2 separate regions of the Mus musculus genome follow, and region 2 is linked to region 1. Evidence: chromatin contacts called from ENCODE POLR2A ChIA-PET data. All regions are on one chromosome and are shown on one strand. The core of a region is the stretch at or near the end of the contact, and the rest is flanking DNA. Distances in the headings are between cores, read along the strand shown.

Region 1 (3,344 bases), core at 350-2,849:
AAAAGCCTCACCCTTCCCCCGGGGAACAGATGAGCCTCTGCTGTCAAGTCCGATGCAGAACCAAAGCCTCTGCCTACACCACTTAGAGGCCCGGATTGTAATTCTAGATGGCTTCAATTTACACCACTCATCAGCTTTCCTCCTCTGCCGTGCCCCCCGCCCCCCACACACACACATCCAGCATTAATGAACTGTTAGGGGAACCTGAGTTCCTCCTCTGGCCCTGGTTCCCTGAGACCAGCTGGGTGCCAGCAGCCTAGTGTACATAGATAGCACCAACTGGTGTCCCTGTAGTGCAAAGTGGAATGGGTTCTTAAAATTCTGAGTAGTTTCTGCGGGTTGCCAGATGCACCCGGGGTCCTTCGCCCTGACTTTTACTCACCCCAGCCAATGAGAATCAAATGCACTGGGGTTGTACTCTCTAGACCTCCTCTTTTTAGAGCAGTGTTCATGCCTCTCCTCGTTCTCGATTTCTCGCTGGTCTAAGCAACGGAGCTTTTTGGGCGAGGGCGATGGAGTGGGGGACCCAGACCGTTCGGAGGGGGAGGTGCTGGAATAAGACGGGTGCGATTTAATCTTAACCCTCGACTTCTCCCCGGAGTTCACAGAGTAGGCAACGAAGCCTAAAGTATTAGAAGGGGACTCTGAGGACCGAGAATCTCCATCTTCTACGTCTTCAATGGTTGGTTTCTTTGAGTATTTGCGGCTGGGGGAGGATCCCCGCTTCCCGCCCCCGGAGGAGTTGGGGCAATCCACTTTGAAAGCAGCCTTCCCACTAAAATGTCCGGAAAGTCGGTGCCGCGACCCTCGGGCCCGCGTAGATCTCAAGGCCTCTCCCAGGGGGCCATACCCCGGCGAGGGTAGAGGCCGGGTGGCGAGAGTGGGGCGACCGCGGGAGGCACAGCGCGCCGCTGCTGCCTCCGCTTGGCGCGGCCTCTCCACTGCGGAGCCCGCCGGCCACTCCGGGGCTCCGGCTCTCCATTGTTCGGTCATATGGTAAAGGCCTAGGACACGGCGTTGGGAGCTGGGGAGTGGTGCCATCAACGCTTAGGACCACCATCCTCAACCAGACCACCCACAGCGTGACGACGCCCCCCAAATGCGCCGCCAGGAAGAGAGGATCAAGGCGCCTGCGCCCACCTAAGGCAAGAACCCTCTCCCGCTGGGACCACCGGAAAGCCCCCATCTCAGCGTGAACCCCAGCCAACGGCGCCTGCCTCCCGGGGCGGCGCCTCCGGCCGCAAGTATAGAACAGATCAAAACAACCCGCAACCCCGCCCTTCCCGGAGCTTGGCTCACAGCGCGTCCTAGGAACACCAAGCAGAGCCGGCCCGGGCCGCACGCTGCAAACACGCGGGAGGCACGAGCGCTGCATCCCGCTCCGTACAGCAGCTGACTGGAGCTGGGAAGTAGAGTGCGACCCCACAGCCCGGGCGGCCGTACATTCCTGGACCCTCCGTGCGCTTACCAGAGCGGTGGCCGGCCGGATGATGGATGGGTGAACAGGTCAGGAGAGCGAGGCGGAGAGGAGATGGGTGAGCGTGCTGTTCAGACACTCTGCTCTACTCCCATTCTCCGCTCTGCAGGGTCGCTGGCTGCTCGGTACTTTTTATTGACAGCTTGTGCCCGCCCCCAGTCGCCTTGATTGGCTGACCTAGGCCAGGAAACCCGCGCCCATCAGCTGCTGCGCGCCGGGGCCCTGAGGCCATTGGCCGAGGAACTGTGCGGGAGCCTCAGGGTGGGGCGAGCGAGACCCAGAAGAAAGAAAGAGAAAGGGGAGTGGGGGAGGGGAGGCAGCGGCGGCTGGAGGAGGGCCAGGGCCGAAGGTGCAGGATGCATTTGCAGCTTGCGTTCTTAAGCGACCTCTGGACCCTCGGACCCAGGCTGAGGCTTCCTCAGAGTCATTTGGCCTCGGCTCTTTGCTTCCTTAACGGTACAGAGGTTTTCGAGGAGATCTGTCACTGAAAATCCAGAACCCCAGAAGAGAATTTTACCCTTTGTTTGTTGAGCGAGCCTGGGGACGGGTTGGGCTGGGGAGAGGCAGGGAGCCCTGATCAGGCGCGGGGAGAGAGAGAGAGAAACACGATTCCCAGAACCTGGAGGACCCTATCTTCCTGGTTTCCTGAGTGGATTTGGGGGAAGTGGTCAGACTGTGATTTCACGGTTTAAACACAAGTGTGATGTTTCTATAAAGAGGATTCTGGACGTCCATAGTCTATTTGATGTTGCCTTGTGTGTGTGTGTTCCCGTCTCTCAGCCTTTCCTTGGATCTGCAAAATAAAGCAGATGGAAGGACTTTCAGAGCAGTTGACCGGGAAAGCAGGGTGGCAACATGCCTTTAATCCTAGCACTCAGGAGGGAAAGCGGGGGTGGCACACGCCTTTAATCCTAGCACTCAGGAGGCAGAGGCGGGTGGGTCTCCTGAGTTCGAGGCCAGTCTTCTCTACAGAGGGAATTCCAGGACAACCAGGGTTTCACAGAGAAAACAAACAAAAAAGCAAGAGGGGTGGGGGGAACCCCTGGCTTTGCTTCCCAAGTTGTTTTTAACTGTGTGTGTGTGTTGGGGGAGAGGGAATGAGAGTTTTCTCTTTCCTTTCTTAACCCTGCAGTGATGGCTGAGATAGTGTGTGAATACTGTAGTGAGACAAGCTGAAAATGTGCACAGAATTTACCTGTAAAAAAATAGACGTGGCCCATATATTGTTATTAATGCTATGCTCTGAGCAGTCTCTTTCTAGTACATGAAATCCACCTCATGGCTGGGCTTTATCTTTCAGGACTTCTGGCATTCGAGATGAAGTTTTCTCTCTAGATGCCAGAAACCCACGCTCTCAGTGCCTTTGGAAGAGGAAGGGATGAAGTTTGTGCTTCTGCTTCTGTGTATGCACCACAAATATGAAAAAGAAAGGTTGCCTGTGACCCCACACACATAGCTCGGCCTGTTAGGTCAACCTCTGTCAATTTCCCCTGAGTGTGTCTGACACAGTGGCTCACAGAAGCAGCATGCCCCACAGGTGGGGATTTGAATAGGCTTTGGACCAGAAAGGCACCTTGCAAATTCTGTGTCCTAGTCAGTACTGTGTGAAGCGTTTTACCATGAGGTTGTTCAACAGCGGGGCTTCACGTCGGGCAAACCCAAGTTCATTCTGAGTAGTAGCCAAATTAGTAGCCACACAAGCTCTGTCTTAGCATTTGTAGCGGGGATGACAGTGGGACCTGGAACATGAGGAGTGTTAGGAAGACGATGTCATCTCATAGGTCAATATAATCTGAAGAGACTGAGTCGTTTCTTTCCATGATTACTCTGTGTGTGCATGCATGTATGCACACATGCACGTGTGTGT
Region 2 (3,344 bases), core at 362-2,861, 250 kb before region 1:
TGAATTGAACAGCTATGTAGGTATCCTGGTTTGTGAGTGCCCCCCACCCCCGCCTCCTGTATTATCGAGAAAGGCAAGGGCCAGGAGTAAAGCCTGAGTCCAAAGATTTAAGATCCTAGCTAATAGACTGTTCTCAGCAATGGAGACTCTCCTACTCACCCTTTCCAGGCTGGAACAGATGAAGGTGAATATGGTCAGCCATCAGCCAACGTCGGAATGGGACCCCTTAGAGCCTGTGCATTATAAAGTGATGCAGGAAAAAAAGGAGCTCAAGACAGTCCAGTTATGCAGCGAGGTTCAAGCTACAGCACAGGTCTTATGGCCTCTGATCAGAGTTAAACCCAACTCCAAGGTCCAAGTCCCAACATATGAGCCCAGACTCTGGGGTACCACCAGTTATGATCGCAAAAAGGAGAGTAATGAAAACCCGTGTCATCTAGGTTTGAATGCCTATGTCCTGCATAAACACCATCAACACTGGTGGGACTGGGAGCTGGTTTCAGATGCAATGGCAATACTTCTGGAAATGCTGAAAATAAAGGCTAAAAGGATGGCTTAGCATTTAAAATTCTTGCCATGCAAGCATGAAGATTGAAGTTTGGATTCCCAGAACCGGCACAAAGTCTGGATGAGGGTGGCCACCCCCCTGTTGTAATCCCAGTGATCAGAAATTGGAGACAGGGGTTCTCTGGAGCAAGGTGACTAGCCAGAGTAGTTACATGTGTGAGTTCTGGGTTCAACTGCAAGACTTTGTCTCGATATATAGAGTGGAGAGAAAGAGAAAGGTACCGGCTATCAACCTAGGGAAGCCACACTATGCAAAAACAAGTACATACTTGCATACATGAATACGTATGCTTAAAGAACGTGGGCACAGCTAATATTTCAGCTTGAATTTTCCTGTGTGCCTACTGCAGACATCTGCATTACAATAGAGAGAGAGAGAGAGAGAGAGAGAGAGAGAGAGAGACCTAAGAAACTGAAGTGCTGAGAAACCAACAAATTTAACCGAGTCATGGACATGCTGGAAGTAAAGTTCTTCGGCATCAAATTTGGTGCCTTTGGCTGTGGGGCATATCTAGGATCCCTAAATAAGTTTTTGGTTATCAGAGCAGATCGGTCAGTCCCTCTCCAGGCAGGAGGTCATCTGGGGGCTCCAGGAGTTCAGCTCTAGTGTCTAAACAGCCAAAGTGAATTATTCACTTAGGAGGCTGAAAAACAACCCCTGGGTTGTGAAACGAAGCTTTCCAGAGTTAAATGTCTTAGTCACTTGGAATCTGACCAAAGTCAACTCTTGGCCCTGACCCACCCATATGTCTGTGCTGGAAGGGAGCAGAGACAGGGAAACCCCAAAACAAATATGAAAATGGCTTGTCAGCGCAGGATGGGCAAAGTTCTCAAGGGGCAGGTGTGCTCCAGGTGAGGCAGGGTTTCTGGCAGCTTAGCTGATAAGCAGGTCACAGAAGGGCTGTCAGCAGCATTGTTTGGTTCCAGGCCTGAACGGGTCTGTGGCTTACATAACAGCTTGGCAGGCAGATGCAGCCAGGCAGAAGCGCACGGTTTTCCAGCAGCCCGTAATCATCTTTGATTCTCTGTCTGCTCAGCAGCTTCCATGTGCTGGGGGAGGCAGCTGTGCAGAGTGGGCAGGGCAGGATTCCAGCACACTGCAGTCTTCTGTCTCCTCTAGCAGAACAAACAGCCAGGGAATCATCAACCGCCACCCAGCAGGGCTGGGGCGGTCTGAGGGAGGAGCTGTTGTCAAGCCTGGTCCAGGCCTGTGGGCAGAGATTAGCCTACAGGTGAACACCAGAGCTGTCAGAAGTGTGTGTGTGTATTGGGGGAGGGGTGCCCTGACACCTGACACTCTTTGCCACCTTGTCTTGTCTGTGGGAACAGAGACATTCCCTCTTTTAAATACAGAGATCTCAGAATTCAATGTCATGTCCATCACAAAAGGCAATTGGGGAAGGGGCTCTATGTCTTACTAAATAATACTGCCTGCCTTCTCCTCTATACAGGTACCAGTCTGATCCTGCTGAGTCCTAGGCATGTGGTGGTGAGAAGGAGAACTTCAGACAGTGGTGCATCACTTGGCTGAAAACACAAATCTGCATCTCTCTCTCTCTCTTTCTCTCTTTCTCTCTTTCTCTCTTTCTCTCTCTCTCTCTCTCTCTCTCTCTCTCTCTCTCTCTCTCTCTCTCTCTCTCTCTTTCTCTCTCTCTCTCTCTCTCTCCCTCCCTCTGCCTTAATCCTAACTTGTTCTAGCTGACTAGCAGCAGCTGGTGTTCCTGTTAAAATGACTCCTACTCTCTACTGGCTGTAGATCTCACTCCCCCTGTGGTCTTCCACCTCAAATCTCCTCGGGCACTCACTCTGCTTGTCTGGTTCTTGAAGAACCAGGGATTGGGATGAAGTCCCTGCTCCATCTGAGTGGTACCCTTCTGGGAGTGATCCACCTACCCTGGTGAGTTAGTAGAAGCTAGGTAGTAACTATGAAAGAAATATGAAAGAGATACAGTTTCTATCAGCAGAAACAGGAAGGTCTTTGGATGGGGGCTCCATCCATTTATTCGTTCAACAGTTTCCCTCAGAGGTCTCGCCTTAGAGGTCAAACTAATGCTGGCGATTTTATCAGGAATGCAGCACTGGTCATAGGGCTTTCAGTCCTGGTACCGAGCGCTTCTGTTCTACATGTATTTAGATTAATGAATAATTGTGCACGCGAACTGTTGATCTTGGCAGTGCTGTGCAATTACCAAACACGCCCACACCCTCATCTATCTACTGACTGGACACACTTTGTTTTGCAAGTGATTTATGTGACCTTGCGTGGTGTTGTGCTCAGATGTTCCTGAATGTTCTGACTCCTTCTGACCCCTAGCCTGCACCTCATGCCGCAACCCCTTGACGACGCCATGCCACACAGATGATCTCTCTGTATTTACTTCATTCCTTGGGCCTCTGTGTCCTTGTTGGTTCTGCCAAGCCCTTGACCTTGTCCCTTTCTTTACTTCGATGCAGTCCCAGTCTCCTCGCCCGCCCCGCCAGCTCCTAGTGCCTTCCCAGAAGTCTCCTGGGTCCTGGGAGGGGCTGGGCCCTCACTCTTCTGTTCTCACTTTCCCTGTGAACCTTCTATTTGTCTGTCCTCACCTCGATGCTCATGTCCCTGGAGGCAGGGACTGGACTTTCATTTCTGTGTCCTTGGGGCAAAGCACATAAGAGGAATGCTATACAGAGAAAGAGACAAACAGACACATACAGAGAGAGAGAGAGAGAGAGAGAGAGAGAGAGAGAGAGAGAGAGAGAGAGAGATTGCCATGCTTATAATTGAAACCCCAGCTAAG

Evidence for each region. ChIA-PET counts read pairs that join two places held with the same protein, here RNA polymerase II (POLR2A).
Region 2: POLR2A ChIA-PET joins it to region 1 with 42 read pairs in Patski. The contact joins the enhancer-like site here to the promoter of Glul in region 1. POLR2A ChIA-PET finds 5 or more read pairs at or near these places in 2 of 5 experiments (Patski and embryonic stem cell).

The regions. Positions count from the first base shown.
Region 1 is chr1:153,898,184-153,901,527 of GRCm38, reverse strand. Glul (glutamate-ammonia ligase (glutamine synthetase)) reads right to left here and starts at 1,599. Exons shown (of 7, transcript NM_008131.4): 1 at 1,469-1,599. Gm38440 (a long non-coding RNA gene) reads left to right here and starts at 1,752. Exons shown (of 2, transcript XR_387481.3): 1 at 1,752-1,933; 2 at 2,778-3,344. It overlaps Mir8114 (microRNA 8114), which reads right to left and starts at 1,602; the gene lies at 1,492-1,602.
Region 2 is chr1:154,148,629-154,151,972 of GRCm38, reverse strand. No RefSeq gene overlaps it. Among named protein-coding and RNA genes, the nearest start is that of Zfp648, 51 kb to the left of the region's middle. Within about 2 kb of position 1,611, at least 2 of the 3 ENCODE cell types and tissues checked have a DNase peak (open chromatin) inside an H3K27ac peak, as active enhancers do.